2 separate regions of the Mus musculus genome follow, and region 2 is linked to region 1. The links are chromatin loops, found by intact Hi-C in ENCODE. Cell type or tissue: left cerebral cortex. All regions are shown on one strand. Links, peaks and the distances in the headings refer to the core of each region. The heading gives the core; the rest is flanking DNA.

Region 1 (15,510 bases), core at 5,804-8,303:
TTTAGGACTAAACTGGGCAAATCAGAGTTGAACACAGGGTCATAAGGGGAAAGAACAAAGAGGCCTTCACGTCTGCCAAGCTGCTCATAGCAACTTCCAGCTGATTATAAGACCTCTTTAGTATTAACTCTCCAGCCTACTGACTCCTCCAGATGATATGATTGGTCCAGACTGGTCTCTACAAGGCTTTGTTATGTGTGTTATGCCTGCTGTAGCTTGGAGTTGGGAAGCTGAAGTAACTCTGACCATGGGAACTTCTGTGGTTTGAGTGTGTCTCCTAAAGATTTGTTCTGGGTCCTGGGTACCCAGTAGCGATATGAGAACTGAGGTAATTAGGTTGTTGTGTGGCATTGCTTTTGGAAGGGATTAAGGTGGTTCATCTTAAGGTGGGGACCCTGGGTGGGTCCCCTGAGAGTGAGTTGTTAAAAACAGCAAAACAGAACCTCTCCATTCTCTGGCATGTATTTCTGCCAGGTCCAATGGGGACCCCTGATCTTGGCCTTTCATCTCTCAAAGCTATAAGCCAAATAAACCTCTTTATACATAACTCAGCCTCAAGTATTTTGTTATAGCAACAGAAATTGAGCTAAAACAAGGATTATGAAGAGGAGTACCTAGGTCGTGCCTAGCTAAAATCTGGACCCCAACGCTCCATTCTTAGTTCCCACGAAGCCATAGGAAAACACTTGCAGTCAAAGGACATTATTGTTCAAGGACATTATTTCTCAGTCTCAATTCTGTAACACAGTATGCAAATTAATGTAAATAAAGGCCACTCAGGTCTTGTAGGGCTTGAAGAATTGACAAGATATTGTTTTCTTTCTCAAGACCTATTCTTTTTCAAAAATTATTTTATTTATTTACATTCCAGCTGTTGTCCCCACTTTAGGCGCCCCCCACAGTTCCTCATCCCATTCCTGCTCCCCCTTGCCTCTGAGAGGGTGCTCCCTACCCCTGAAAGCACCCTTCTTCCCTGGGGTCTCAAGTCTCTCCAGGATTATGGGCATCTTCTCCCACTGAGGCCAGACCAGGCAGTCCTCTGTTAGATATGTGTCCGGGGTGGGACTCTTGGCCAGCCCGTGTATGCTGCTCAAGACCTGTTCTTACCTCAAGAGGCTAGGCATTCTGTCTTACCACCTCAATGATGTGAGGTTCACCCCCTGTCCATGCTTGGATCAAAGTTTCTCCCAGACCCCCTTTAGGCAACTGCAGGGGTAACAGTGCTTTATGTCTTATCAGACAGCAAGGCGTTTTGGTGCCCGGGTGCTATTATCGTGTTTACTTCTGCCCCCAGGTTCAGCATGATGCTGGATACTCACCTCCAGATTGGTTCTTAGGAGCGAATGTTTGTGTGTTATATCTGTGTCTTTTCTCTCCAACAGCAATAACAGTTTCAGAACAAGTAATAAAGGCCAGAGACAGCCATTAATCCCTCAGCCTCTGCCTTAACCCTGGAGTCAGGTCACCGCATTTATGCCAACTAACATTCAATTATGAATTCATATCTTTTCTTTTGGAGGAAGTTCATTTAGATGAAGACTTGATCTGAACTTTTAAGAAGTTGTGTTTCAAGAAAGCTTAAGACTACATTTGGCTATGGACCTATATCTAATTTATTTACCTAAGAAATGTAGCAGGGCATAGTGGTGCATGCCTGTAATTTTCTTGCTTTAAGGAGAAAGTTCATATGCTTTTAAATTTGTTTAGTTTTAGACTCTTAGGCCTGAGTGGCCCACCTCTAAGAGAAGCAACTTAGGGGGGTGAAGTAGGAAGACTGCAGGTTGGTTTACTTACTAAGATTTTGTTCCAAATAAACATTAAGAAATACTGGTGTAGCTCAGTGATAGATACACACACACACACACACACACACACAAATACATAAACACAGACACACAAACACACACATAAATACACACACAAACACACATACACAAACACACACACAAACACACACATAAACATACACACACAAACAAATACAAGTACGCAAACACACACACATACAAACACACACACACACACAAACACATACAAAGCACACACACACAAACACACACACACTAACATAAACACACACAACACAAACACACACACAAACACACATCCACACAAACACACACACAAATATACATATGTGCGTGTATGTATGTATGTATGTATGTATGTATGTATATATGCATGATTTTGGGTCAATTTCTAGCAGGCCTGCAACAATTTAATATAGAGACCACTGGGCTACAGAATAAGCTGAACAGAAATTTTTTAAAAAGTGAAATTGTGTTTGCTTTGGTGGGTGGTAAATAAACAGGTTGTTCTCTTGTTTTAGGGAGAAAGTTCATACAGTTTTGAATTTGTCTGGTATTAATTATCCAGGCTTGACCAGTCAACCCTAAAAAGCAAAAAGCAAGGTGAGGCAAGCTTAACACTGGCCAGAGTAGGCCTTGAGTGTCCCACCAGCTGGCTGATGGCAGCCCTAGGTTTGTCAGAGTCAGTGTGGGCAGGCGGCTGCACCTTGAACCTTCTTCCTCTTTACAACTCTGGTTCCTTAGTGTGCTTCTTACCTTACCATGACATGAGCTCCCTTTGTGATGAACAAGAAAGAACACAGAAACTGATGTGTATTTATCTGGCAGCTTTAGCATCGAGGGAGGTAGGGGTGTCACAGACTGAAGGTTAGACTCATTCATATTTCTGGGGCCAGGCTCTTGGCATTTCTTTTAATCATGTTAACCTCCAGAGGACGGAGGCATGAATTAATTGAATGTGATACAGTATTAATTTTGCAAATGACAGCACTATTAGTGACCAAGACACAGGCTCAGGGTGACCTGAAGTCTGTTAGAGAGGGTCTCTATGTCACCTGTGCTCTGTGAGCAATGGGAGGATAGTGGAAGACAGGGAGAGAGAGGTGTGGGAGGAGCTGGGGGGGTCAGTGCTTTCACATCTGTAAGATGCTATACTGGTTGACATGACTTGATAGGTGGGGACAGCTACAGGCTGCATAGCTGTCATTTTCACCCAACTCACCCCCACCCCCACCCCCAGGTCTGTACATCTCATTAATGGTCAGAGGTATTCTGTCTTTTCCTGCTCCACACATTTAGAAAGGTATAACTTGGTGCCCTGGGGCTGCAAGGACCCAGTGGATTTCAGGAGAACCTCCCTCTCTATTCCTGTCTCCAGAGGTATGCTCTCATCTGACACCAGCGCATGCTATAATATATCACCTGGGCACAGATAATTGGTACTTTCTGTGCTCATGAATATTAGCCCCAGAGGCTAAGAAGCAAGTTCACACTCAACCAGATTTTAGGGTCTGAACAGTCATCATTGATGATGCTTATGGCGACTTTAATTGATTTGCTTAAAAGATCCAGATACTAAGTATAGAAAACTCCCGAACGTGTTGTATAAACAGGTGGTTAATAAGAGCGATGGCCAAGCGGAAGTGACTCATTGGTGACAGAAGTTTCATGTTATGTGATCAATAGTGTCCTTACTATTTGTTTTAAAATTCAATCAATAGTGTCCTTACTAAATTTGTTTTTAAAATTACCTTTTGTTTCTAATTAACACTGAAATCGAACACCGTCGTGGGCTACCATGAGATGGAGCATGTCTGTCTCCTCAAGCGTTTATCTTTTTATGGTGAAGAAATCAGCTAAAGGTGATCTCATCTCCTGTGTGGTTTCATCTGCTCTGGTTTGAGAAGGAAGGCAGCCCAGGGCAGATCCACCTGGGCCTGCTCTGCTTTGGGTTATTTGGGGAAGCCCAAGGTGTCATGGAACTAACTGTGAGCCCGTGCACAAGTGGAGGACTTTCCTGTCTGCCACCTCGCTTTACTCTGCTCAGAGTGGGAATAATTATGTCACATGGTCTTGATTCTCCACCCTTGTCTTCAAATGAGGGAGAGAGGTGTCTCACCTGCTAGTCACCATGGGTTCCCACCTACACAACATCCATGAACTATACAAATGGTTTGAAGGCCTGAGGCCACATCACCCCAAAGGCTGGGCACTGCCCTGAGCTTTCAGCAGCGCTACGCTGACGAATCAGCAAGTAATGTTAATGGGAAAGTTTGTTAGTTTTGTCCATTTACATATTTATGATTGATAGATTTTAAATTTCAGTATTTTCTCAATCTCCCTTTTTCATTATGTTATGTGTGTACATGTATGTATGATATATGTATGTATGTATATTATGTTTGTGTGTGTATAATATACATACACAATGTGTATGATGTATGCATGTGTATATCATGTATTGTGGTGGTTTGAATATGGTGGGCCCAGGGAGTGGCACTATTAGGGCATGTGGTCTTGTTGGAGTAGATGTGGCCTTGTTGAAGGAAATGTGTCATCATGGGTGTGGGCTTTAAGACCCTTATCATAGCTGCCTAGAAGTCAGTCTTCTTCTGTTTGCCTTTAGAAAGTTGTAGAACTCTCAGCTCCTCCTATCTCATGTCTGCCTGGATGCTGCCATGTTCCTACTTTGATGATAATGGACCAAACCTCTGAATTTGTAAGCCAGCCCCAATTAAATGTTGTCCTTGGTCATGGTGTCTGTTTACAGCAGTAAAACCCTAACTAAGACATGTTTGTATGTGCATGCAGTCAACTTTCAGGTGTCAGTTTCCTCCTTCCCTTCTAGGTTTTAGGGACTGAACTCAGGTAACCAGGCTCACATGGCTATATGCTCGTCTACTGAATCATCTTTCAAGTCCAGTCCTTTTGCTGAACAGGTAAAATGCAGTCTAAAAGTGAAAATTTAAAAAGGAGAGGAATTGGGTTACCTCCTTACACAATTACCCACTGAAGAAAGGGACTTGTTCCAAAATAAATAAAATTGTTTTTTTTTTGTTTTGAAATTCATATTAAAGAAGTGACTAAGGGACTATCAACAACTAAAATTTCAGATGCTTTTTGAAATGATTTAAATTCCAGACTATAGCAATAATCCTGGACACCAGTCTCCATGTTAGACAATTACTCTTAAGGAGTCAGTGTGGTTAGAATTCTTCCAGCCTCCTTCCCTGGCTGAGTGGAGAAAATGCAGGAATAACTGTGTCCTTAAAACCAGATGCCAGAACCCAGGGAGCTCCTGCTTTGTCCCCTTCCCCAGGGTCCACCAGTTGTGACCCATCTGGGAGAGCAGGAAAGTGGAGCCTGAATGACACCCCTTAAAGATATTTTTAAGGGTCTCACATGCCCCTGAGTGAACAAATGAAGAGGAAGGAGCTGCTTTCTGGTCACAGAGGCTCGGAATGCCACTCTGATTCAGCTACTTCAGCAGAATGGCAGCTTCCCAATCAGGGACACCAGGTGCAAAATAACCTCACAATTTACTGATGTGCGGTTCCTGTGTTTAAGTTTTGCATGCAAAAGGTTATGACATAATAGTACAAGTCATATAGAGATATAATAATGTGATAGAATTGCACAGAACATAAAATGAGTCGAGATTTGCAGTGTGCTTGACAGAAAGGCAATGTGTTGATTGTTATTATTGGTTTTTATAATTGTCATTATGCAAGTATCTGCAGATATTTGGACTTTTAGAGTCATTTTGGGTTCCAGTATTTAGAGATTCTGAAAACGAGAGCCCGGGAAAAGTCACACACTCTGTTTTCAACAGAGGAAGTTGGCTGATAGTCTTGTACTTTGTTCTGCATGGAGCGTCCCAGGGCACTGTGCAAAGGGTTCACTAGACTGGCATCTCTGCTGTATTTGAGAAGCAATGAGCTGAGAGTGTCTGGAGAGGCTCCTGATTGCTGGGAACTGATCTGAAGGAGGCAAAGTAGCAGAGGCTGATGGTTCTGGTAGAAGGACATGTTTTACCTCCTGGGTGGACATTCCACTGACCTCAGGTCTCCAATCTCTCAGTTCTACTGCTGTCCCCATTCTGTCATTCTGTGGTCATTAGTATCTTAGTGGGTTTGTCCACTGACTGACTCTCTCTCTCTCTCTCTCTCTCTCTCTCTCTCTCTCTCTCTCTCTCCTCCCTTTCCTGTTCATTCTTCCCTCCTATCCAGCAAGGAGGATTTGCACAGACTGTGAACCACACTCTGATCTAGATGCTGCAGTGCTAAGGGGAGATCAAGTAGACACACACTGCATTTGTGGAAACTGTGGTTGCTCAGGGAGAATCAAATGGCCATGCATGGCACGGATGACTTCAGGGGCCAACTTGACTAATGCAGGAGGAATACGTAAGGAATTATTGAAGCATCATTTTGGATGTGTCTGCGAGGTATTTCCAGGAACTGATTGAGCCTGAGAGGCATAGGGGAGAAGCTATGGCCTCAGTCATGGCAGCCATGCCCAGACATACTTTCTAATTAATATGTTAGATGGTTTTATCTAAACTGAATTTACCTAGAGATTGACTCATGTATATAGGAACTTAATAAACAACACACGATACACACATGACTGTCTGTGGGGGTTACTGCAGAGATGGTGCTGGCAACACCAGTTTACCATTTGGAGGAAAACAGACTAAACAGACTAGTCAACTTAGCACTGCATCTACAAGAGCAGATTCTAGATGGACTGGTAGCCTTGTGTCAAAGTGTGTATTTACTGAAACAAACTCATGGCCAGTTGTATATGACATCAAGAATGCTTGAATACCAACAGGAAACAGAAGCAAAGTCTATGAGCTGAAGAGCTGGATAGGCAGGAAGCGGTCTCTCCTCTCTCTCTTTCTCTCTCCCCCTCCCTCCCTCCCTCCCTCCCTCCCTCCCTCCCTCCCTCCCTCCCTCCCTCCCTCCCTCCCTCCCTCCCTCCCTCCCTCCCTCCCTCTCCCTTTAGAAGATTCATTCTCTATTTTCTGTTTTCATATACAGCGCAGGCTGGTTTCTTACTCAAGATGCTTCTGATTTAGCCTCCTGTGTTCTGGGATTCTAAGTCTCTGCCACTAAACCGCGACAAGCCCTTTTCTCTCCTTTTCTAGGCTCACTAAGTATTCCTATCAGAACTAGTTACCAACATGTTACCAAGCACCTCCAGACTACCACAGACCGACAATTATCTCAGTAGATCACCAGGTGGCGCTTTAGTCCTCCATAGCATAGAAAATTGCTTAAGGGAAATTCTTTGGAAGAGTTTGGTTCATTTTTAGTAAAGGACACACACACACACACACACACACACACACACACACACACACACACACACACACACAGTTTTCAGGATTATCAGCCTGAATGAATACAAGATTTTCCCCTCTCAATTTTGTATGACTGGGGGATGCTGAAACTGGTTTTGCTTGCAATTCTTGACCAACTTTGGTGTTTCCTCAAGCAGAAGCCCTCACTGTCTTCTGATACGCTAATGGGGCACAGCATCGCATTGGACCAGACAGGCATGTCCAACCTGCTGCTTACAGGCTAGAAGAAGCTACAGAAGACTATCTACCTTGCTTTTGGTTTTGCTTTTAGGGAATGCAGGGACTAGGGGTTAGGGAACTGAGATGTTTCTAGAGGAAACATCCAGGGAAAAGAGAAAAAGAGTAAAGCAGGCAAAGGAGAAGAAGGAAGAGCCCTGATCTTAACTTTTTCAGAAACGCGCAAGTGTGTGTGTGTGTGTGTGTGTGCGCGCGCGCATCTCTTTCTCTGTGTTTGCACATGTGAGTATGTGTTTGTCTCTCTTTCTGAGTATGTGTGCACACATGTGTGTGTAAATGCCTGCTTGTGTTCAAGCATGCATGTACTTGGGGAGATTGTGGACAACTTTGGGTATTATTTTTAGGAACACTATCCATTTCCTTGGGGACAGTGTGTCACTGGCTTGGAGCTCACTAATTAGCCTAGAATAAGTGCCCAGGAAATGCCTGGAATCCTCTGTCTCCCTGTCCCTAATACCGGGATCATTTTTCTTTTCAAGATAATTGCACCATCCCTTTCCTTTCCTCCAACCGAATCCTTTCATGTACCCCTCCTTGCTCTTTTTCAAATGCATGGCCCCCCTTTTTTATTAATTGTTGCTATGTGTACATATGTATATGTCTATACATGTAGTCCTAAATATAACCCACTCAGTCCATATAATGTTACTTGTATATATGTTACTTCTATGATCATTTGGAATTGAACAGCAAATTGGTAGCTTTGAAGACAATTTCTCAAATTCTAAGCATATTCTAGTTGCCTGTAGCTCTTTGTGTAGGGTTGAGTCCTTATGGCCTTTCCCCTGTCCACTTTGTCATGTCTATTGCTTTCCTTGTTCAGCTCATGTTTAGGAAGTCATGTTGATGATATTTTATGGGTGTAGCTTCTGACAGTACTGAGAGACAGTCTCACAGGAAACTCCCTCACCCTCTGGCTCTTACAATCTTTCTGCCCTCTGTCCCATAATGCTTCCCGAGCCTTAGGTGCCCAAGTTGCTTTGTAGATGTATTTACTGGGACTGGGATCCACAGCTCAACATTTTGGTTGGTTGAAGATTTCTGTTATGGTCTCCATCTGTTGCAAAGAGAAGTTTCTACGTAAGGGATAGGGACCACACTTATCTGTGTGTATAAGGATAAATATTAGGATGTAGCTGGGAATTGTGATGGTTTAGTGAAGTGGTTGTAGGTTCTCCTTCAAGATTCACGACTTCACTAGCTTTGAATAGTTGATTAGGTTTCCTGTACCAGGCACAGTTTCCCTCTTGTTGAGCAGGCCTTAAGTCCAAGCAGAGAGCTGCTGGTTACCAAGGTATTCATGCCACTACTGTACCGTTAGGATTATCATGCCATGCTGATTGTTGGTGTGGTTCATAATGCTTGACATTTTTTATGGGGTTTCTGAGACTCAAACTCAGGTCCTTGTACTTAAAAGGTAGGTATTTTATCAACTAAGCCAGCCTCCAGCCCCCAGACATAGTCTTTTGTGAAATCTGCACCCAGTCCAGTCAGGGGTCTCTATAAACAGTCTGAAAAGAGCTAAGGGTGGGTTTGGAGAGCATCCATTTGCCTTATTTAGGCCTCTAGAAATGCAAGTGTCAGTACAAAGTAGGCTTATGGTCCAATTAAATTGCCAGGAAAGAAATTATCTGTCTGTTTTTCTCCCTAAATCTCAATGACTTTCTGCTCCCATTCTTAAAACCCTTGTAAGGAAGGAAGCATGAAGTACTCGATGCAGCTGTGTTTTATAAGAGGCTACAGGTGGATCAGGTCTCCTTAAGGATGAGTTGGACCACATAAAACAGTTTCAAGACCACCCAGTATCTTTACAAATAATCCTTCACACCTGAAAATACAAATATGTTCTCTCTATAAAAATGTTATTGACATTGACATAATACTTTAAAGTAGCAACTTTGCATTAATATCAAGTTAAAAACCTGAGATAGTCATTTCTTTCTGCTGTCAGAAAACAAGATTGTGGTTACTCTTGGTTGGATAGGTATGGGTAATACCTGGACACAGGGTCATGAGGAGGAGGTCTTTAGGGTTTGGTGGGTTTTGTTGGTCGAGTGGTCCATACATTTATGAAAATCCATTCACATTTGAGCTATGGGCGTGTGTTCTGCCTATTTTGGGGGTGTCTGATGTTTAAAGAATTCTGTGCGAGTGCTAGAATGAAATGACTTTCCCATGCCTGCTCTACCTGTGGGTCTCAGAACTGCCCAGTGGGATAAATGTGCTGAGCCCTGCAAACTGGAGATGAGAATGTGACAGCTCCCAGGTCAGGCTGTGCCTGTCTCGGGCAGGGCTGGCTCACCTGCCACCTTGGAGTTGTATGCTACGCCGACTCCACAGATATTGTTGCTGGCTGCAGCAGAAACTTCTCCTGCACACCTAGTTCCATGGCTGTGGGGAAAATAGAGACAAGTCAGACACATGGTCAAAAGCATTTATAGGGGATTTCTTCAATCCTGTCTGCAGGGAGCAACTTAGTTTTTAAAGATTAAGCTGTATTTGAGCCCCTCCTCCAATGATAATTATCTGTCTGTCAACCCCCAAATTCCCTTCTATCCTCCCCTTTCTCCAGTGGCCTTTCTGACCCTGGGTTGTTTCTATTATAAAGAGGTTTCTGAGAATGCTTTTAACCACAACCACTGGTCTTTACTTTAAAATTTGGAGCATCTTCCAGTGGAAAACACAGGTTTTCTTAAAAATGAAACACACTATAAAATAGCTGTGTGCTAGCCTGTTGGAAGCACTAGGATCTATGGGTGGGTAGTTACTTCCAAGGGTGCCTCAGCATACAGGAGCGAGATATTGCCTACCAAGGATGGAGTGATGGTCAGTTACCTTCAGTTACCTTCATTGAACTAGGTTTCCACTTTGACACAAAAATAAGAAATCACATTTTTTTCAGTATTATGGAAAAGAGGAAGCTAAAGGACCCCTGTTTCCAGGTGATAAGACTCTAGACATAAAGACCCTAAAGATGTCACCAGAAAATTCTGAACCAACAACCAGAATTCCAGCAAAGTGGCAGGACACAAAATTAGCATACAGAATCCAATAGCTTTTTAAGGCATCAATGATAATAAACACACCAAGACAGAAAATAGGAAAACAATCCAAATAGCCCAATAATAGCCAAAACAGCAAGAGTAACAAGAACAAGAACAAGGACACCACCACTACCACTACCACCACCAACGATAACATCAAAACAAATTCTGAGCTAACCTAACCTAGAAGGTGAGAATATTGAATATATTGAAAACTTTGGAAATCTGAAGAAATAAGATCTTACTGTGAAGTTCTGGATGGTAATCAGTAGGATTGGTAATAGCCTATAATTTTTTTTGGGGGGGGGGGAGGCATGTGATCCCATTGGCCAACAACTCAAAATGAGGTAGCCCATTCCTGGTACTGGGGTTTATTTGGTATCATATGGTATCTATTTGAAGTATTGTACCTCTACTATAAAGTAAACTCCATTTAAATTTTTTGTGCATATATATATATACATATATATATATATATATATATATATATATATATATATATTAGAACGTTTCTCAAGTTGTATGTTTCCATGTGAATTTTTCCAAAGGCCTTTAGTGTTAGTGTCACTCCCTATATTCTCTACCCTGCCATCTCTTTCCCCATCCCTTTTAATCCTTCCTGTTCTATTTTTCCACTTTCACCCTTTAAAAACACTATTGTCTATATACTGGAGTAATAGAACGTAAGGAAATCTAGATAATACTCATCTGAAAGCTTTATTCATACTGTTTAGCTTTATAGTTTAGGAAGGTGCTACACATGCCACCAGAGGAGAAAGAAATCATCAGACTCACCCAGTTGTGAATCCTGAACACTATAATAATGACTTGCCTGGCAAGATATGCCTGCTGTTGCAATAATGGCATGAATTTTTTTGGGGGGGTAACCAACCATTTTTTGAATGGATTTAAGTCCTGCTTCATGAGATGAAGCCGTAGTTGACATTGTCAATGAGGCTGAAAACCTGTGGCTAGATAGGTCATGGGAAAATAGTAGCAGGGAAACCGTCTACTTGTGGTATTTTGAATGAGAATGGCTCATGAATACTTAGTTCCAGGATGATTGAACTGTTTGGGAAGGATTAGGAGGTTTGGACTTATTGGAGGTTTTATCTCACTGTGGCTGGGCTTTGAGGTTTCAAGCTGGAGAGTTCAAAGGTCACTCCCTCACAGTACAGGCTCTTGATATTTCTCTTAGTTGCTCAGAGTTAGATGATAAGACCTCATTGTTGAAGATTCTGTGCACTGTGGCAACTCGATATAAAGAAATAAAGCTGGAACTGAGCTAGATGCTTTTGCCATGCTGGCATTCACAGCCCTGAAAGGTCCTATGTAGGATACTGGAGGAGAAAGGCATCAATGGTCTTACCTTCCTGTGATTCTAGTGATCTATTAGACCAACCCACCATGCACAATGTGCTCACTTGTGCAATAATGGCATTACTGTCATGGATGTAACCAACTTCTCTCTGATTGGATTTGAGGCCCTCTTGCCAGGAAAGAGTTTATACTGGTACTACAACCTGGCTCAAAACCCATGCTGGAGGAGACCATAGGTCCTGAGGATGGAACGCAGAAATGAATGCTATTGTTTAGCTAGACTGACATAGTATCAAACTGCTTTCTAAACATTTGCTTCTAGTCATAGACAACTTCTACTCTTTTCAGAGAAACTCCTTTTCAGTGAATTGTATTTAATGTGGAGACTCATGATTGGGCAAGGTGATGGGGGTCCCCAAACACGACATTTACACCATCCCCTCTAAAGCGCAGGGAAGATGGCAGAAGAGGGCTAAAAATAAGATAAGAGGTATAAGATGGGGACAAGGGCTATAAAATGCCATCTTCAGGAAAAGACACAGTCCTTGAAATTATAAACTCATAGAGTAACTAGGGTGCCTGCACTGGGCTTATCAATAGCTTGACACAGATTGAAGAGGGGCTCTACTCTTCTCTGCTGGACTATTTGTAATGGATAGATTCCAGAAGGGAAGGTACCATTGCTTTTATCGATGCATCCACTGGTGATCCTACTAAGCATCATTGAGTAGTTCCAATCCAACAGTCAAACAGACAGCCCAGGGTCACCAAACAAAATCAAAAGCCATGAATTTGGTAAAGGGGGAATTGTTGATAAAGATCAGAGGGAGATAAGAGGAGGTGTGGGGAGAGAGTAATCAGAATATGTCATACATATGTGTGGAATTGTCAAAAAATTAATCAAAACATATTCAAAGATAGATCCCCACATATACTTTTAGATTTGTGAAATTTCAAATAATGTATTTATTAAAATACTTCATTTATGATATAAATTGTAAATATTTATTTTATTATATGTATATATAGTATCTGTGAGCATATTTAGGTATATATATATTAATTACATATTTGATATATATTATATATACACATAGTTTCTTTCTTTAAGTGAGTGAATGTAAACCCTGCCCCTGCCTGTGCTTAAGATTCTCTTTACAACAGAATGGAGTCTGCATTGTGAACACATGAGGCCTGCAGGCTCTGCAGCAGTGATCCTTTTGTTGAAAGATAGAGAGCTATGAAAACTTCAAGTGCTGAGCAAAGATTTTATCTACACATCATGGGCTTTTTGTAAAGCACAGTTGAGACTTGTAAGATGGCACGTTGATATGGTTTAACTCAGGGAAGTTTATCATGGATTCCACTTTCACAGCTACCAAAGCCAAATAAAATACCTGCCCCCAAACCCATGGAAGCTCATGTATATGCATGTTGCATCCTGAACCATATATACATTAGTTCACATATACTTCAAATGCACATATTTCAATATAAATATAGCTATATACTTATAGTATTTCTTTTTTAAGATTTCTTTGTTTTACTTTATGTGTATGAGGGGTTTGGCTATGCACGTGTCTATGCACTATATACACAGAGGCCAGAAGAGGGCATTGGATCCCCTGGAACTAGAGTTACAGATGGTTATAAGCTGCCATGTGGGTGCTGAAACTGAACTTACATCTTTGGAAGAGCAGCTAGTACTCTTAACTTCTGAGCCATCTCTCCATACCAAACTTATGATATTACATGTAGTATATATGTAAAATTTCCCAAGTATTATATATTCAAACATAAAATTATATCAGATACATACCATACATCTCACACATATACTTCATATACATGTACATAAATCATGTTTCTAATACTTTACATATTTATTTGAATTAATATATAATACCACACATATTTATGGGCTGTGGTGTAGTAATTTAACACAAGAATATGATGATACACAATGTGTAATAATCAAATCAGAGGATGACTACTTCTATCTCCTTGGATGCTCATTTCTTTGTCTTGGGAAACTTCGAAGTCTTCTCTTTCAGTTCTTTATAAAATATATAACAAATTATTGTGGACTGTAGTTTCCCTTCTATGCTGTGGACCACTAGGACTTTTCCTATATAGTATATTTTAGTACTATTCATCCAACCGGCTTCTGTGCCTCCTCTTCCTCATCCTCCCTAACTTCCAGTGACTAATCTCCTTATTCCTCTGACTTCAGCTTTCTCAGTTTCCACAACACACACACACACACACACACACACACACGGAACTTTTTTGGAGTCTGATTAAGTTTGGTAGGTGTCAAGGCTGAGTCCTTGAAAGAGTAGAAATCATTGCACCATGCATGAAAAGATGACCAGGTGTCACTCATGTCAATGACAGGACAGCTGTGAGACCAATGCCAGGACTCCTCCTTAAGGGAAAAGACCATTTCCGCCTCACAGGGCTTGTTAAAGACTCTGGGATATATGCCTGTGAGCTGGTTTGTACAGATGTTTTGGTCCCTTGAATTCTTTGAGGAGTGTATGCCCTGGGATCTCCCGAGGCCACATGAGAAAGCAATTGTATTGCTACCTATGGAAGCACTGACAATGGGAAACAACAAACAGAGGTTCCCATAATCCTTTACTCAGTCAGGCAAAAATTTGAGATCTAGCTTCTTTGCTCTAAGTGACTTGATATTGGACAAAAGAGTGTCTGAGGGCCCTGCTTTGCCCTGGGTGCCTTCATATTACAAGCATTTGTGACACCATTTTGAGTGCAAATGTGGAGGCAGGGTGACTTGGCACCTTGGAGGACATGTAATCACACCTCTGTCTGACACTACTCATGAGGCAGCCTGATAAATTATCCCTAAAAACAGAAAGGGGTTGCCCTATAAAAGTGGTTTGGGACCATAAGAACAAAACCATAGCAGAAAAATCCTGCCCGTGAAGTTATTGACTATTATAGACCTCTCTAAGCTCCTTTAAGTCTACTTTTACTCTTTTACTCTTGAATTCTGGATCTGTCTGTCTGTCTGTCTGTCTTCTCTCTATAGCTATCATCTATCTATCTATGTATCTATCTATCATTTATCTGTCATCTACATCTATCATTTATGTTATCTATATCTACCTTCATCATCATCATTTATTTCTATCAGCTATTATCTATTTCTATTAACTATATCTATCTATCTATCTATCTATCTATCTATCTATCTATCTATCTATCTACCATCTACCAATCATCTATCTATCTATCTATCTATCTATCTATCTATCTATCTATCTACTTACCTGTCATCTATCTACCCATCTGTCTTTCTACAGTGTGTGTCTATCTATCTACAGTGTGATGTGTATGTAGTATGTACCCTGAGAGTTAATATTAGTAATTAAGGGTAGAATAAAAGAATCTGTGTGTGCAAATGAACAGTTATCAAAGGAAATCAGGGAAATGTGGAAATGGCTGCCAAATCAATTAATGAGCATGTGAATTTGTTAGTCAGTAAATTCTGATGTGGAAAGCCACAAACTTGTCTATTTTATTTTATTTTTGACACAGTGTGATCATGAAACAGATGTCTTCACTCCCCTATACTTCAGGAAAATCTTTCTAAGTCTATTTTCAGTTGGCCAATTTACTGCTTACTGTGAGTGTGGATGTTAGCGATCTTATTGTTTAATTTACACTTTCCTTGTTACTAATGGGATAATGCTAGTAATACGTTTCA
Region 2 (15,510 bases), core at 8,135-10,634, 660 kb after region 1:
GTGCTCAAAAGGATTCTCTTCTTCAAATTAGAATACATAAGGAAATGTCTTCTCAGATGATGGTAAATTGACAAGGCAGTGCTTTCATACTCTACACGTATCCTATGACCCTTGTCTGGGTTCCTGTGCTGTTTGGTATTTCCTTCACATTCTCTCTAGCTCTCCGTTCTGCCCTCCGGGTGGATCGAAACACAGCAGCAGTGCCTGGAGATTCTTTCACAGAGAGGGCCCATCCGAATCACACCTGCTGTGAGTGGAAAGAGCAGGGGCAGCCCCTTGTGACTTGCCCTCTTCATCAGCATCTCTTGACTTCTGTTCACAGTCTGTTTCGGCATTTTATTATCTGCCCAAATGGCGGGGAGGTAGGCTGGGCACAGAATTCTAAAATTAATTGAATTTCTGTCTTCCTCTTCTGTCAACACATTGAGGCTCATCAATAATTTGTGTTCTCATAGGAAACATCTGGTATCTCATGGATGTTTTTTTCTTTAAAATTATCCCAAAAATAAAAGGAGAAACAAATATAGTTTCTAAAATGAGATGTGAGAGAGAGCAGGATTGGAGAGGGCAAAGAAATGTTGTCAGATAATCAACGAAGTGGCCCTCAATAGCTAAAGCAAAGAGCAATGCAAAATATGCTCTACCAACAAAGCTGTTTCAGATGGACCCTGTTAAAACACAGAGAAGGAGCAGGCTCCCCTGGCCACTAGGAGCCTCTTGTCTGCAACTCCAACTATCTGAGACAGAGCTAAGTTCTGGGCATGGAGGGTGGAGGGGGACATTGATAAACCCACTCACATGTGCCCCCCTGCAGCTGCAACAAATGTCACCTGTATGTGTTATAGAGCTAGCAAATTATTCATTCCTCTGTCGTCTTCCTCCTTCAAAGAAAGTGGAAGGGAAGGAGGAAACAGAACGTCATAGCTTAGATCTGAAATGTCTCCTAAGAGTCCAGATACTAGAGATGTGGTCCAGAATGTCATAGCTTAGGTCTGTAATGTCTCCTAAGAGTCCAGATGCTGGAGGTGTGGTCCAGAACATCATAGCTTAGTTTTGTAATGTCTCCTAAGAGACCAGATGCTGGAGGTGTGGTCCAGAACACCATAGCTTAGATCTGCAATGTCTCCTAAGAGTCCAGATGCTGGAGATGTGGTCCAGAACACCATAGCTTAGATCTGTAATGTCTCCTAATAGTTCATGTGCTGAAGACATGGTCCCCTGTTTGATGGAAAACTTTAGAGGTGGGGCTTAGTGGGAGGGTTTATATCATTGTATCATTGAGAGTATCATTGAGAGCTTCTTCAGGAGGTATGGGGCTCTGATTTGTCCCTCCCTGGCTATGAGTTCTTGTCTTAGGGTTTTTACTGTTGTGAAGAGATACATGATCACAGCAACTCCTATAAAAGAAAGCATTTAATTGGGGCTGGTTTACAGTTCAGAGGTTTAGTTCATTGTTCATTGTCATCATGGTGGGAAGCAGAAAGAGAGTGAGACACTGGACTTGACTTGAGCAACTGAGACCTCAAAATCTACCCCCAGTGACATATTTTCTCTAACAATACCACATCTACTCCAACAAGGCCGCATCTCCTAATAGTGCCACTTCCTAAAGGCACTCCTATGGAAGCTGTTTTCACTCAAACCACTACAGTTGCTCTGCCATGCATGCTTACGATGGTGTGCTGCCTTGCCAGAGCAGCAGAGATATAACCAGCAATGTACTGATGACTCTAAAATTGCCCCAAAGTAAACCTTTTCTCTTCATAAGCTGATCATGGTAGGTGTTTGTTATAGGAATGGAAAGCTGATCATGGTAGGTGTTTGTTATAGGAATGGAAAGCTGAAGAAAATGCCCCCGGCACCCATGTTGCAATTCAAGCACCAGCTTGGGGTCAAACTTCAGTGTTACCTCTATAACCTCCTGCATCATATCCATCTTTCCAATAACCCTTAGGGACAATTGTTTTGTTCTTGTGGTACCCATGTGGAAATGGGCTTCAGAGAGTCAAAGCATGCCGGGGTAACTCAGACAATAAGGACCAGGCTAAGAATAGACTGTATATTAAATTGGTTTTCCTGAAGTAGAACTCTCTGAAGAAAGTGTTTGGGAAGAGGAGGAAGTTTGATTTAGAGAATGACTCCAAGAAATGGAGAGAAGGCCACAAGAATGAAGAAAGGGAGAGGAGGAGGCAGCACAAATGAAGGTGCCTGCCATGTGGCACTGGTCAAGACTCTGGGATTTACCCACTGACAAACTTAGACAGACCCCTGGGGTCAAGGGGTAGGACATAAGTCATTTCCTAGCTCCATGACCACACCCTCCTTGGCATAGGATCTTACACACAGCTCAGCCTGACTACATCAAACTCTCCATCCAAGACATGTACTTGTTGAGTTCAAATCAGAATGTCAGATGGTCAAATGGTGTATAACTGAGTTTGACCTCAAAGGTACCCTTGCCACCAGCAGCAGCCACAGTACTTGCTAGAAATGCAAACTTTGGTCTCATCTGACTCAGAAGCTCCAAGGAGTGAAGCCCCATGGCCCAGGTTTGAACTAGCCCTCCAGGGGACTTTAATGGACTAACAAAAATGGTAACGGGATCTCACATCAACAACAGGCAACATGGGAACATGTATGACAATCAAAGGTATTTGTAATATGAAGGGAAAATGAAGAAAATGAAGGAGCTCACTGGACTAATTAGAGAAAAGTCATTGGCCAGAAAATGTAAACAGCAGATCAATACTGGTTAGGAACACTGACTGCTCTTACAGAGGACCTATGTTCAGTTTCCAGCATCCATGTTGGGCAGTTCCTAATCACCTGTAATTCCTGCTTCAAGGAGAACTGATGCTTTTGGCCTTCACACACCCATGCACCTGATAATCTAAAAAAGAAAAAAAATCTTTAGGACTGTTGCCCCCTGGAGCTCATAACCACTGTGGTTATCTGCAAAAGACCTACCCAAGACTAAGCCATAGGTAACCACAAGGTTCTACCATGGAGGAGAAAGGGGCTCATGACCCCAATTCAGGGGCTATTGACAGTTGATAGCTTCTGGGGGAGGGACAGTCCGTTCTCATTAAGGATGAAACGTGGCTCCTGGTAGGTTGAGCACAGTCCAGAAGATAGCTCCACACCCATGAATATTTGGGAAGCATAAATTGGGCTCAGTGAGTTATATTTTTAAAAAGCAAAGAGAATATAAAGTTAGAAGAGGGTTGGAAAGTATGAGGTGCATATGAGGGGAGAAAGAGGAGTGGGGCTAATATGATTGAAATATGTTGTATGTATATATAAAATTACGAAAGAAAATTAAATTTTTAAAAGAAAGGTGTCACATTTGGTGTATTTTTCTAGGACAGAAGTAATTCACTGAGGGCACCTTGCCCTGTCACAGCCACTGGGACTTCTGGACAGAGTAAAGAGGAGTCAGTGGGTTGAGGAAGTGGCTTAGCTAATAAAGTGCTTGCCACACAAACATGAGAACCTGGATTCAGTCCCTGCCACCACATACAAGCTGGGCCCAACAGTGAGTATCTAGAAGCCCAGCACTGGAGAGGTAGAGGCAGGAGCATCTCTGGGGCCTGACACCCAGTTTAATTGAACCAGCAAGCCCCATATTCAATGAGATATCCTGCCTCAAAAAAAATCAAAAAATAAGGTAGAGAGATTGAGAAAGATTTCTGACATAGACTTCTGTCCCCCAAAGGAGTGCACATAGATGTCTGCTCATACACATACAGGTATACACACTCATACATACACACATACACAAAGGATTCATACATGTATATAGAAGCAAATTATTTCTTTGTCATCACTAAACTACTGAAGGAAATTTCTTGTTTGGTTATGATTGTAGGTTGATAAATCAAAGTAACAGACTGTGTGTGTGTGGCTTTGTGGCCAATAAGAGGCAATATGTGCAGGTCACATTGAAGTACTTGCCAAATCTTCAATATGTTCAACATTACTTTAGTCTTCTCATTGCATGTATTTATAAACATCCATATATATAAGAAAGACAGAGGAGGAAAAGAAAAGGAAGGAAAAGAGGGAAGAAGGGAGGGGAGGAAAGGGGAAGGAATAGGTTGGAAAGTTAAAGCTATTCCTTTACATTTAAGAGTTAGGGAGAGCCCAGGGTGGGGTGTGGTGATGCAGGACTGTAATGCCAGCATTCGGAGGCAGAGAGGAGAATCTTGAGTTCAAGCCTAGTTTAGACAACATAGTGGAAGGGGAGAGGGAGGAAGGGAAGGGAGAGAAGGAAGGAGGGAGGGGAGAGAGAGAGGGTGAGTGAGAGAGAGGAAGAGGAGGAGGAGACAAAGGAAGTGGAGGAGGAATGCAAAGGAAAAAGCATCAAAGGAAAAAATGAGAGGAGAAGGAGGCGGTGGCAAAGCAGAGAGAGGAATCAACTCAGAGACAAGAGTTCGTAGATAATCTATTCACAGTATCACATAATGACTCAATAACGTGAACCATTCCTGAACACGTGCACAGACGCATTCACCTCCATCAGCAACTGTATGCCATGCATGCTCTGCCCCAGACAGTACTTGGAACAAAGGCAAGAAAATGATAAAAATGACCTTTCTCCCAAACTCACTTCCAGTTCATTTAATATGCAATTATAAGCCCTTTCTCCACACGCAAGCACTGCCAGTAACCATTCAACCAAAGGTGGGGCCCTGGGACACAAAATGTATCAGTTGGTCTGGCTATGATGACCTGGGCGGAGTGTGGGGGAGGTGTGTGTGTGTGTGTGTGTGTGAGCATATCAAGTTCCCTTCCAAAGTGGCAGGGACTGATGTTGCAGGTCTCCAGGAGGGAGGCTCTTTTTCCAATGACAGAGTGGGAGTCACTTTCCCTGCCTGGGGAACTGAACGCTGGGATTGGAGCGTTAAGCTTGGATTGGAGGTAATGCACGGTGACTAAAACAGAGAGTGTGCGGGATGTGGGAGCGCTCTCAGAAGAGTTTAAAGGCTCCTGGCAAGTCTGACGTTCTGGAAACCACCCAGATTGTTTTCAACTTTTCAAAAGATGCATATTCCTTCTAAGAGGGAGAGTCAATACAGACTCAGAAACCATGAATGTTTCCAATCCTCATATGTTGGGGCCGGCCTGCGGCTCTCATGTCTGGGTTCGAGCCTGGAAGGCATCTTGGAACTGAAAGAAAAGAGGGAGCCTAGGCGGGTTGAGAAATAATGGAACCAAGACAACTAGTCTGCTCAAGGTTCAAATGTTTAATGGCGGACACGCTTTATAAAGGAAGAGGAAGGCCCATTCCTGCCAATCATCCTTGGAGCCTGGAACCAGCTGCAGGTGATGATGTGCAGGATAGGGCGAAGTCTCTGGAATAGATGGTGGGGGGGGGGGGGCGCCTCTCAGCAGGTAGCAGTATCTTGAAGAGGAACAGCGACAATGGCTGAACAATAGAGTGATCTAGGGAGGAAGGCTCCACCCTAGATAATTTCCTTAGTGGCAGCAAGGTCAGGTTCTGGCTCAGCCTTGCTTCAGGCTCGTGGGAGTATTGTTTTGCAAGAAAACAATACTACCAGCTGTCAAATCCATCACTCTTAAGTCATTTATGCTCTTGTTTTCACCTGGGGCATCTGATTTTGTGGAAGGGGGAAAATGGTTTCAGAAAGCCTGCCTGGTTGTCTATTTATATGCAAGTATAATTCTTTAGTCAGCCACCAGCCTGTGGTGCCCCCTAGAGTTTTGGTGAAATGTGTTTCTTACAAATCCAATGGTTTCCAATGGAGAATCACCTGGAGAGTCAAGGCCTACTGCACTCAGACCACACGTGTGCAGGAGGAGCGGTCATTGGTAGTTAAATGGTGTTATCCCTCTCTTCGTTCTTCCCCAAATGCTTTTACTATACGAAGGCTTTTGTCTTCCCATATAATTTTACATACTTTAAAAATTACATTTAATTTGTGTGTGTGTGTGTGTGTGTGTGTGTGTGCGCGCTTGCGTATGCATGTGTAGTGTGATGTATGTGTAGTGTGGTGTGGTGTGATGTGTATGTGGTGTGGTCTGTGTGTGATATGGTGTGTGTAGTGGTGTGTGTGTGTGTATGTGTGTGTGTGTGTGTGTGTGTGTGTGTGTGTGTGTGTATGTGTGTGTATTGTGTATGTGGAGTTCAGAAGAAAACCTGCAGGAGTCTAAGATCAATTGGCTAGGCAGAAACAGCATTTATCCATTTATCCATTTATCCATGCTAGCCTCCCACATATGATTCTAGAAGCAGTTTAGTAACTTATTTTATAATAAAAAAAAATTCTGGGCTTTTGACTGTAAACCAGTTTGGGGGAGAATTATCAAGTTAACATTATTGATTCTCTGATCCATAAAACAGTGCCTGTCTCCTCTGCTTTAGCTCTTCAGTTTCTCGCAGTAACACTTTGCATTACTCAATGTCTAGACCTTGGAAAAACTAGACCCCACACCCTCACACACATACTGATAAATATGTTTTTTAAAAGCATAGCTTCGGAAAAAATAGAGCAGCTTCTTAAACAATCAGATATGTATCTAAACATGATCTAGCCACAGTCTCCTAGAGCAGTGGTTCTCAGCCTGTGGGCCAAGACCCCTTTGGCAAACTTCTATCTCCAAAAAGTATTTAGATCATGATTCATAGCAAAATTACAGTTATGAAGTAGCAACAAAAAAAAACTTTATGATTAGGGGTCACTACAACATGAGGAACTGTATTAAAGAGTCATAATGTTAGGAAGGTTGAGACCCACTGTCCTAGAATGTCCTTGAGTGTCTTAGTTGGTGTTCCCATTGTGGTGATGAAACACCATAACCAAAAGCAAGTTGTGAAAGGAAAGTGTTCTTTGGCTCACACACATCATAGTCCATCACTGATAGAAGTCAGGGCAGGAGCCCAAACAGGGAAGAATCTTAGAGGCAGGAGTTAATTCAGAGGCCATGGAAGAGTGCTTTTTAGGGGCTCTTGTTCTCTCCCTGAGGTTTGCTCAGTCTGCCATCTTATAGAACCCAGGACCACTAGCTCAGGGGTAGCCCCACCCATAATGGACCTGACCCTCCCACATCAGTCATGAATTAAGTAAACGCCCTAATGGCTTGCCTACAGCCCAGCCTTATAAAAGCACTTTCTCAGTTGAGGGTCACTCCTCTCAGCTTGTGGCAAGTTGACATAAATCCTGCCAGCACCTAGAGAAATAAAAGCCTGTTGGCCATCAGAGCTGAGAAGCATTCGGGCGATCTCTAGAGCTTTTGGTTGTCTCTGTGCCCTCTGTCATCACCCCCTGAACACATCAGTCCTGTAAAAATTCTTGACTTTGATAGTCAGGAAGCCAAATTTAAGAGAAACTGCAATTCCAAATATATAAAGGAAAATCTGTTTTTTCCTGAGTTTAGTGGTGATAGCAGCATCAGGAGGCTAAGACTGGATGAATGTTAGTTCAATGCCACTCTGGCCTACGTAGTGAGTTTGAGACTATCCTGTACTGCACCACATATAACCTATGGAGGAGGAGATGGGGGAAAGCTAGTCATTATTTGTTGGGCTAAAAGCTCTTTGTACACATTTCTTTTTCTTTTCCTTTTTGCATACTAGCACAATACCACTGACTCATACATTGATTTTAGCTCTCAGTCCTAGGGCTATCAGTGGTGGTCTTCCTGTTAGCAGAGTCTCACGGTGGTTGGTGTAGGGGCCAGAGAAAGAGAGTGTGTGCATATGTCTCTCCTGGTCTCTCTCTCTCTCTCTCTCTCTCTGTGTGTGTGTGTGTGTGTGTGTGTGTGTGTGTGTGCTTTTGAAGCTGCCTGCATTCAGTCACGGAAATGCTATCGGGGTCACTGTAGCTGATCATAATCTCCTGCCAGAGACCCCTCCTATACACACCACAGTCAGGTGCTGGCTGCTTCCACACCCTTAATCACAGTGAAGATTAATGAACACACAGAGAGATCACGGCATTTTAACTTAAAGAAAAAACTTGGTGTGCACCATGAGAGATGGTTTGGGGGCCTCTGTACTGCAGAAGGGATGGGAGAAATGGTGTTTCTTCTCAAAAGGGAGGGATGAGGGGTTGGAGGAAGAGGCGACAAGAATAAAGGGATGGTGCAGGCTAGAGCAAGTGTCATGGAAGGTGGCCAGGATCAAAGAGAAGTGGCACTGCTATGACTCTACTGCAGTACCACTCCACGTCTGTGGACCTCTGCATATCTCTGAAACCTCCCACAAATGCAGCACATTGCTCACCAATGCACCTGCCAGTCAGCTTCTAGTGAAAGTTAAAAAAAAAAAAATGGTTGGGTCTCAGGCATTCTTGGGCAGAGTTGAGAGTAGGAGGCTGTCACTGCAGAAACCCAGAAACAATCTGTCGGAGCAGATTTTGGAACTCGGCCACCTAAAGCTCCCTGATCAAGCTGGTTTACTTGAATGCCTGGAAAGTGGGGTGGGATGGGAGAGACTGCAATGTAGTAGCCATGCTAGGCCATTGCATGTCCCTCCAACATTCCATAGGAACCGTACTGCATTTTCTCATCTACTGGTGGATAGAAAAGGAGTGTGAATCATTTGGAGCAAGGCTGAGACACTAAGTCAGCACGAGACATGGGGATTCCCTCCAGAAAAGCAGAGACATTAAAATCTGGAGGGAAAAATAGCAAGCTTGAGTCAATACAGCAAAGGGGATTTGTGTGCAAAACAGGAACTTAGAAAGGTTAATGGAAGCAGGTCTGCTCCAGAGTTAGGTCTCCCTGTAGAAATGACATTAACTTCCACAGTGCACAGATACAGAGAGTCAAGATGGACAAGTTATGTTGGAGTATGCTGTCATTGATACACAGAAGAGAAAGACACATTTTAGAGATTGCAAGGCTGGTTAGGAAAGAGAATCCTCTAAACTCAACTTACAGCAATCTGTGATGTCACAGCAGGAGAGGCACGTGCATATATCGTTGGAATAATGTGGTTTCTTAGAACACATTCCCCAAGGAGTAAATTCTGGGTTCTATTGTACAGCTCTCTGTGATGCTAGGGAACTGACATGTCTGACCATACTGCATGGCTACCATGCAGAGAGACATCGCTCTGAGATACAGTCAGTCTATGGATTTGGCCAAGGAGATAATTAGTTTATGGGCACTGGGGTGAGTATGATTAGTGAGGCATCTCTGCCCACTCTCAGAGTAATCTGCAGGCCACTTAAGGCAGTTTCCTTTTCACATAAAGAGCAACCAAAGGCAGAGAAGAATCTCCTTTGGGGAAAGCTAGATCTCATTTGCAACTGATGTATGTAAATCTCTTACATTTCCACCTTAACCAAAGCCTCAAGTTTAGGTTTTATGTGTTTGTGGTGCCATCTGCTGGTAAGATGTAGATTTCATATTATGAGCTCTCAATTCAATTCTCCAAACTTTGTTCTTTTACACTGAAAAATTGAGGACTCCAAGTACCTTTTTTTTTTTTTTTTTTTTTTAGATTCATTTATTTATTATGTGTAAGTACACTGTAGCTGTCTTCAGACACTCCAGAAGAGGGAGTCAGATCTCCTTAATGGATGGTTGTGAGCCACCATGTGGTTGCTGGGATTTGAACTCCGGACCTTTGGAAGAGCAGTCGGGTGCTCTAACCCACTGAGCCATCTCACCAGCCCTCCAAGTACCTTTGCATGGAGCATATATATAACATTATCAGTGATACTGTAATTAGGAACTTGGAAAAAGTTCTTATTTGTTTATGTAGGAGAGTAACAACAATTAATCCCATATAAATGTAAATAATTTAAATAAGAATATTGTTCTCCAAATTGTAAAATTATTAAAAAAAGTGTAATATATGCCTTGAGGTTTTATGTGCATATATATGCATATATACATATATACACATATATGTACATATATACACATATATGTACATATATACACATATGTGTACATATATACACATATATGTACATATATACATATATATCATTATATATAACTATATATTACCTAACATATTGAAAGAATGGATATGCATATATATGGAGAGAGAGGAGAGAGAGAGATTTCATATCTGATTCCACAATTCAATCTGTCTCATTATTGTGTTTGGGAGCATTTCTGTTTGCTTGCTTTGTTTTTATTTGTGGGGGTGTTTTGCTTGCATTACATACATTCCTGGTAGCTGTGGAGATCAAAAATGCACATCTGAGCCTCTGGAGCTGAAGTTCTGGATGACGGTAAACTGCCCTGTAGGTGCTGAGGACCAAACCCTGAATCTCTGCAAGAGCAATGAGGGCTCTTGACTCCTGAGCCATCACTTCAACCATTCAGTTGCCTTCACCAATATATATGAAGAAAATCCAAGCTTTTCAGGTAACTGAAGGTATTTTTATTGTATCTGAAAATTTGACAGGGTGAATTCCAGGAGTTTAGGTGCACTGTGAATCTGCAAACATACCATTAAACTTTCACTTCTCTGTAAGGCTAAAGTGCATTGGTGTATAGGTTTAGAATAGATTTTCATCAGTGTGTGATTTTGTGGCATTTTCTCTTTAAGGATAATTTTAAGGTGTGGATAGGGGGAGAATAGAACTCTCTCCCTGTCCTGAATTATGTAGATCACTCACATTTTAGCATATCAGCTTACATCACACACTAGGGAAAAAAAATCTCACTAAATACAGTTCCATCTCCAGTCCCTTGTTTACAAACAGAAATAGCACAGTGTATGCAGGAAGAGGGCCTTGGCATCTCTCTGATGATCCATTCACACAAGCAGCACCTTGACTGACAGAATCCAAGTGTCACTCGCAGAAGCTGAAAAGGCTGAGATTAGCTCACTGACCGCTCAGGCAGACATTTGCTACTTATTTTTAAGTCTGAGATGTATTTGATTTTGCACATCTAAGACAGAGATCTTCGTTCAGTATGTTTAGGGTAAGCTCTGTGGTGGTTTCAGATTGTATCTTGTGGGGAAATTTATCCCATTTCCCGTACCCAGAGAGATTCTAAAGCAATTGGTCAATCTACTAATTCCAGTTTGACAAATACTATTTTAAGCCTTCAGGTTTCAACCCCACAGTTCAGACATGCCTAGAATGCAATTTTAAGGTGTACATCTGCTCTCTGTGCCTAATTTGTAGCTGTCCACTGGCACAAGCAGAGGGATTGTAATGTCTTCCAAGACTTTGAAGCAAAAGGAAATGTTGTCCTCCCAGTGATAGAAAAATTCATTCCTGCTTCTCTAGTTAGTGGTTAGATTATCACCACGTTGTTGTACCCCGCTCCTTCCTGTTGGCTGGATGCAATTTGCATGCATAAAGCGAGCAAGAATCCCATCTTTTCTCTGTGCTGCTGTATGGATCTTTTAGGCTGTTCCCTTGTTACATTTTGAGCATCTGAGGTTTTGAAGGTCCCTGGTGTTATCGATCTGGTGTTATATATGGGTCGCTGCTGTTATATAGAACCCACTCACGTTATTGATCCGCTTGTTACATTTTCAGCCCGAGCAACTTGATTTTAATGTTTATCATTCTTTATTTTTTATGTTAGTAAAAACATATTCTTTTTACTGCTGTTTCTCTTCAGATACTTTCTGGGTATTTCTATTGATTCTGTGTCTTCTAGATGAACTTGAAGATTAAATCAATATTGACTTTGCTTTCTTTTTGCTTTAGACTGGGCTATGCAGGGTTTTGGTTGTTTTTTTTTTTTAAGATTTATTCATTTTTACTTTATGGGCCTGGGTTTTTGTCTCAAAGTATTTCTATGCACCATGTGCATGCTGTGCCCTCAGAAGCCAGAATTCCCTGGAACTGGAGTTCCCTAGTTCTGAGAGGGTTCTGGACTCTGAACCCAAGTCCTCTGGAAGAGCAGCAGTGCTCTTAACTGCTGAGCTGTCTCTCCAGCCCTGCTAGACTTCTCAGTCTGCCAATTGCTTCTTGCCATTCAGCACCCTTCCCTCCTGTACCCTAATCTTGCAGGAACTATTCATGACATACTAGTAAGTCTGACCTCGTTTGTCATCAAGACTGTCTGTCAGTTCTTTTTCCTCCAAAAGGGACAAACTTTCTTGCTTGGTTCTCAGTCCTCTGTTTTCTCTGTCATTTAATCTTGGTTGTCAACATGACCAGCTTGAGAAGTGCCTACAAAAAGAGTGAGTTACAATTGGAGCATGCTCATGAGGAAGTTTCCAGAGAGTATTAGTGGTGGGGGAGGGACAATCACTGAGTGGGAAAAACCCACCCTGGGTGTAGGCTGCACCAGGCAATAGGCTGGGAGCCCAGCTGGAGCAGAAACATGGACTATGTGCAAAGCTTGTGGGTGTGCAGGCACGCTTCACTTCTTGAGTGAAAGCTTTCTGGCCAGGAGCTTTTTGCTTTTGCGGTTGTCTACAGACTACAGGTTGTCTACAGGTTGTCTACAGGTTGTCTCCAATCCAAGATTCTTCAGACATGATTGTGGCTTTGCCCCAGTGACGAGGGTCTTCAGCATCCCACAAGGACTGCATGATTGATCCTCCATGAGAAGCTTCCTGCTTCTTGAAATTTCATTTTTCTCAGCTCTCCAGCCTTCAGAGACTATTGTGGGACTATCTAGACTCTGATCCTATAAGCTAGGATTGTTAGTCCTGTGTCGGTACAAGTTGAGTCCAAGCGGCATCTTGGAGAGGTGGAACTCGGGAAGTTTGACTGTGCTTATCTCATGCTGCCAACCCCTCGGGGTGGGAAAACACAGTCTGAGATGTGGGAGAGCTGGAGCTCGTTTGGGGGTGCCCGGGCCTGTGACAAGGCCAGGGCTATGGGGTTCCAGACCCTTGGGATATCCAGGTGCTTCTGCGAGTTGCAGAAGAGCAGAGAGCAGAGTCAGGTCGTGGACTGAGGACAGCATCCAGCCTGGGCCAGGGTAGGGAGCGGCGGGGAATGGGAGCTCCCTCTTGTCCTAGAGGTGATTGTTTTAGCTTGGCAGAGGCAGGCTTGAGCTGTGGCTGGGAGTGCAGAGAGGCCTTCCACTGGAGAATTAAGCTGGGGCCCTGTAGTCAAATGCCTTTTCCATGGCTCCCCATGGCAGATCTTGATGAAAGAGACAATCCATGATTCTAAACAGTTTTTGGTTGTTCATGGTGAAAAGTGGATACATAAAGTACCATACCTACTTCTCAGGGTAGACCTGAGGTTAAATACCCTTTGCAGGGAGGAACGTGTGGGAAGGAAGAAAAGCTCATTGGCTAAGCCCTCCGGGCCTCAAGGTATCTTATTAGCATGGAGAACTCTGGTTTGGGCCTATGTGACCAAAGGACACGAGTCTTTTATGTGAGGAGCATGGCAGGTGTTTCAGGTCAGGAATCTGGCAGGGAGCAGGGAGTTGCCTAAGTCTCAGGTTGTGTGCCCACCCAAGTCTCCAGGTCTCAGCCTTCTCTACCTTATCAGACTTCCTGGTATTCTAGTCAACCCTAATTCTCTCTTTAGCCTCTAAATAAGGGCATTGAAAATAGACTTTAATATTTACAGTTTTTAATCAATTTTTGAGAACTCTATTATGTCTTCTTTATCCTATAAAACAAGGTATCTAAATCTTTTCAGTACAATCCTATAAGATAATATAGTATTGATCATGCCATCTAGACCGGGCCTTTCTGAGCCCATGCTGACACTACTTAAATATTCAAGTATACCTTTGCATGCTGCTGCCACCAATCATCAGATAATTTGTCATTGCTCTGTCTAGGAAAATAAATATGACTAAAGGTGTCAGAGCAAGGTGTTACCTACCTTCATTGTCAGTTTGACATGACCATTTAGCAAAACAACAACAGAAGGCATCCCATTCCTCCCCCTAGTGCCTATCTCTCCTGTGGAGCAGACCTCACATCCAATCAAATACCGGTTGGTTACTTCCATACCTTTCATGTCCTTGTTGCACTGGTGGTCACATCTTGCCAGGCACATTACTGTTGTTGCATGGATCCACAGGACTGGATGGATCATTAGTGACATTGATGCCCTAACATCTTCCATAGAACCTTATGGTACTGTGTAAAGTAGCCTGAAGAAAGCTTCCAGGTCAGTCAAAGTTTATTTCTCTATGTCTGTATCCAAAGTGAATGGTGCCTTCACCAGTAGGGTCTTACTACCGAGTTGTATAAGTGCAAGAACACTATCAGTAGTCTGTGTTGTTATCTTGGATGTCCCTGGGGCCTCCCTAACCAACAACTTGAAGGCTATTATCCTGTGTCTGCAACTGAGATTTTCATCTGATACCTGTCTTCTGGGAACAACATTGTCCACCCTGAAAAGTAGCTGCAGGACTCAAACTCCCCTTTAAATGCATGTTTTTAATTAGTATTAAATTAAGTAGTTTGTAAAACCTATAAGACCTTCAAAAAGCTACTTTATCTATTCTTGGTTTTGGAATAACCCAATTCCTACTCTTTCATCTCTCCAATCTCTATTTTCTATTTAGTTTTTGTCCTAAATAATTTTTCCTATAATATCTAAAAGGATATTTAACAATTTTCTACCACTTATAGCATTTATTTGGATTTTAGAGTTGAGTTCAGACTATGTAGTTAATCATATTTTCAAATGTATTATGAAGACAAAATAAAATTGTTTCATTCTCAGTTTATCATATTTCAACTCTGTTAAGAGACCAAATGAATGTATCAGTTATTTATTACATGAACATGTGAATTACGCTTCTTGGCCTTGGATATTTTGAAACTAAAGTCAATAAGTAAATAAATAAATAAATAAATAAATAAATAAATAAATAAAAACAAATGTATGCCATTATTACCTTAAAATAGTACTTCCTCTTAAAACCACAATAAGCCATTTTCAGATAGGAGTGAAACTTTTTATTTGGCATTATAAAATAATCTTCAATTAAAGCAGTTTATTTTATACTTTGTTATGTTTTATAGTATTTTATAGTTTACATTTAAAAATATTAAAGTCAGTACATCTGCCTATCTCCCTATCTACTTCTTGTTTTTATTCCTTCACTTACTGTTGGACAGTTAGGTTTTCTGAGTTATGGTTCTTGTTATCAATGCCACAATGATCATGGCCATACAGCTACTAATTAAAGATTCTGATTATGGTTCTTTTGGATCTAGATGTCGTGTGCTCAAATCATATGACAGGTCTGTGATTTAAAGTTATGGAGAGCTCCCATAGTATTTACCATAGTAGCTGGACCATTTTACATTTCTACTAACACGGTGCTCAAGTTCCACAGTCTTGTCAGCTCCTACTAACTTCTACTATTTGATAATGGTCATCTTAACGAGTGCAAAATGACATCTCACTGCAATCTTATTTTTCACTTGCCTGGTGGCTAATGACAATGAGATAATTTCAAACATCTCATGGTGGTTTGAATAGGGATGGTCCCTGTAGACTCATGTGTTTGAATCTTTGTTCATTGGGAGCAGCATGATTAGGAAGTGTGGTCTTATTGGAGTAGATGTAGCCTTGTTGGAGGTAGTGTGTCATTGTGAAGGCATGCTTTGAGATCTTACATATGCTC

What was found. A loop is a pair of places that touch in the nucleus more often than their neighbours do. Peaks named below come from ENCODE experiments on the same cell type or tissue, not always from the same donor. Only the 100,000 strongest peaks of a DNase experiment are listed, where the experiment ranks them.
Region 2: a loop joins it to region 1, with 9 times the contacts of the local background. A loop is called at or near these places in 33 of 42 quality-filtered maps.

The regions. Positions count from the first base shown.
Region 1 is chr2:143,768,195-143,783,704 of GRCm38, reverse strand. Pcsk2 (proprotein convertase subtilisin/kexin type 2) reads right to left here. Exons shown (of 12, transcript NM_008792.4): 7 at 9,716-9,804. The region is part of intron 2 of Pcsk2os2 (proprotein convertase subtilisin/kexin type 2, opposite strand 2); the gene reads left to right. Among named protein-coding and RNA genes, the nearest start is that of Pcsk2os2, 13 kb to the left of the region's middle. In left cerebral cortex, for the core only: a CTCF peak has its summit at 7,045 (motif pointing right); a DNase peak (open chromatin) is centred at 7,065.
Region 2 is chr2:143,107,776-143,123,285 of GRCm38, reverse strand. No RefSeq gene overlaps it. Among named protein-coding and RNA genes, the nearest start is that of Otor, 37 kb to the right of the region's middle. In left cerebral cortex, for the core only: a CTCF peak has its summit at 9,351 (motif pointing left); DNase peaks (open chromatin) are centred at 8,366 and 9,329; H3K27ac peaks cover 980 bases.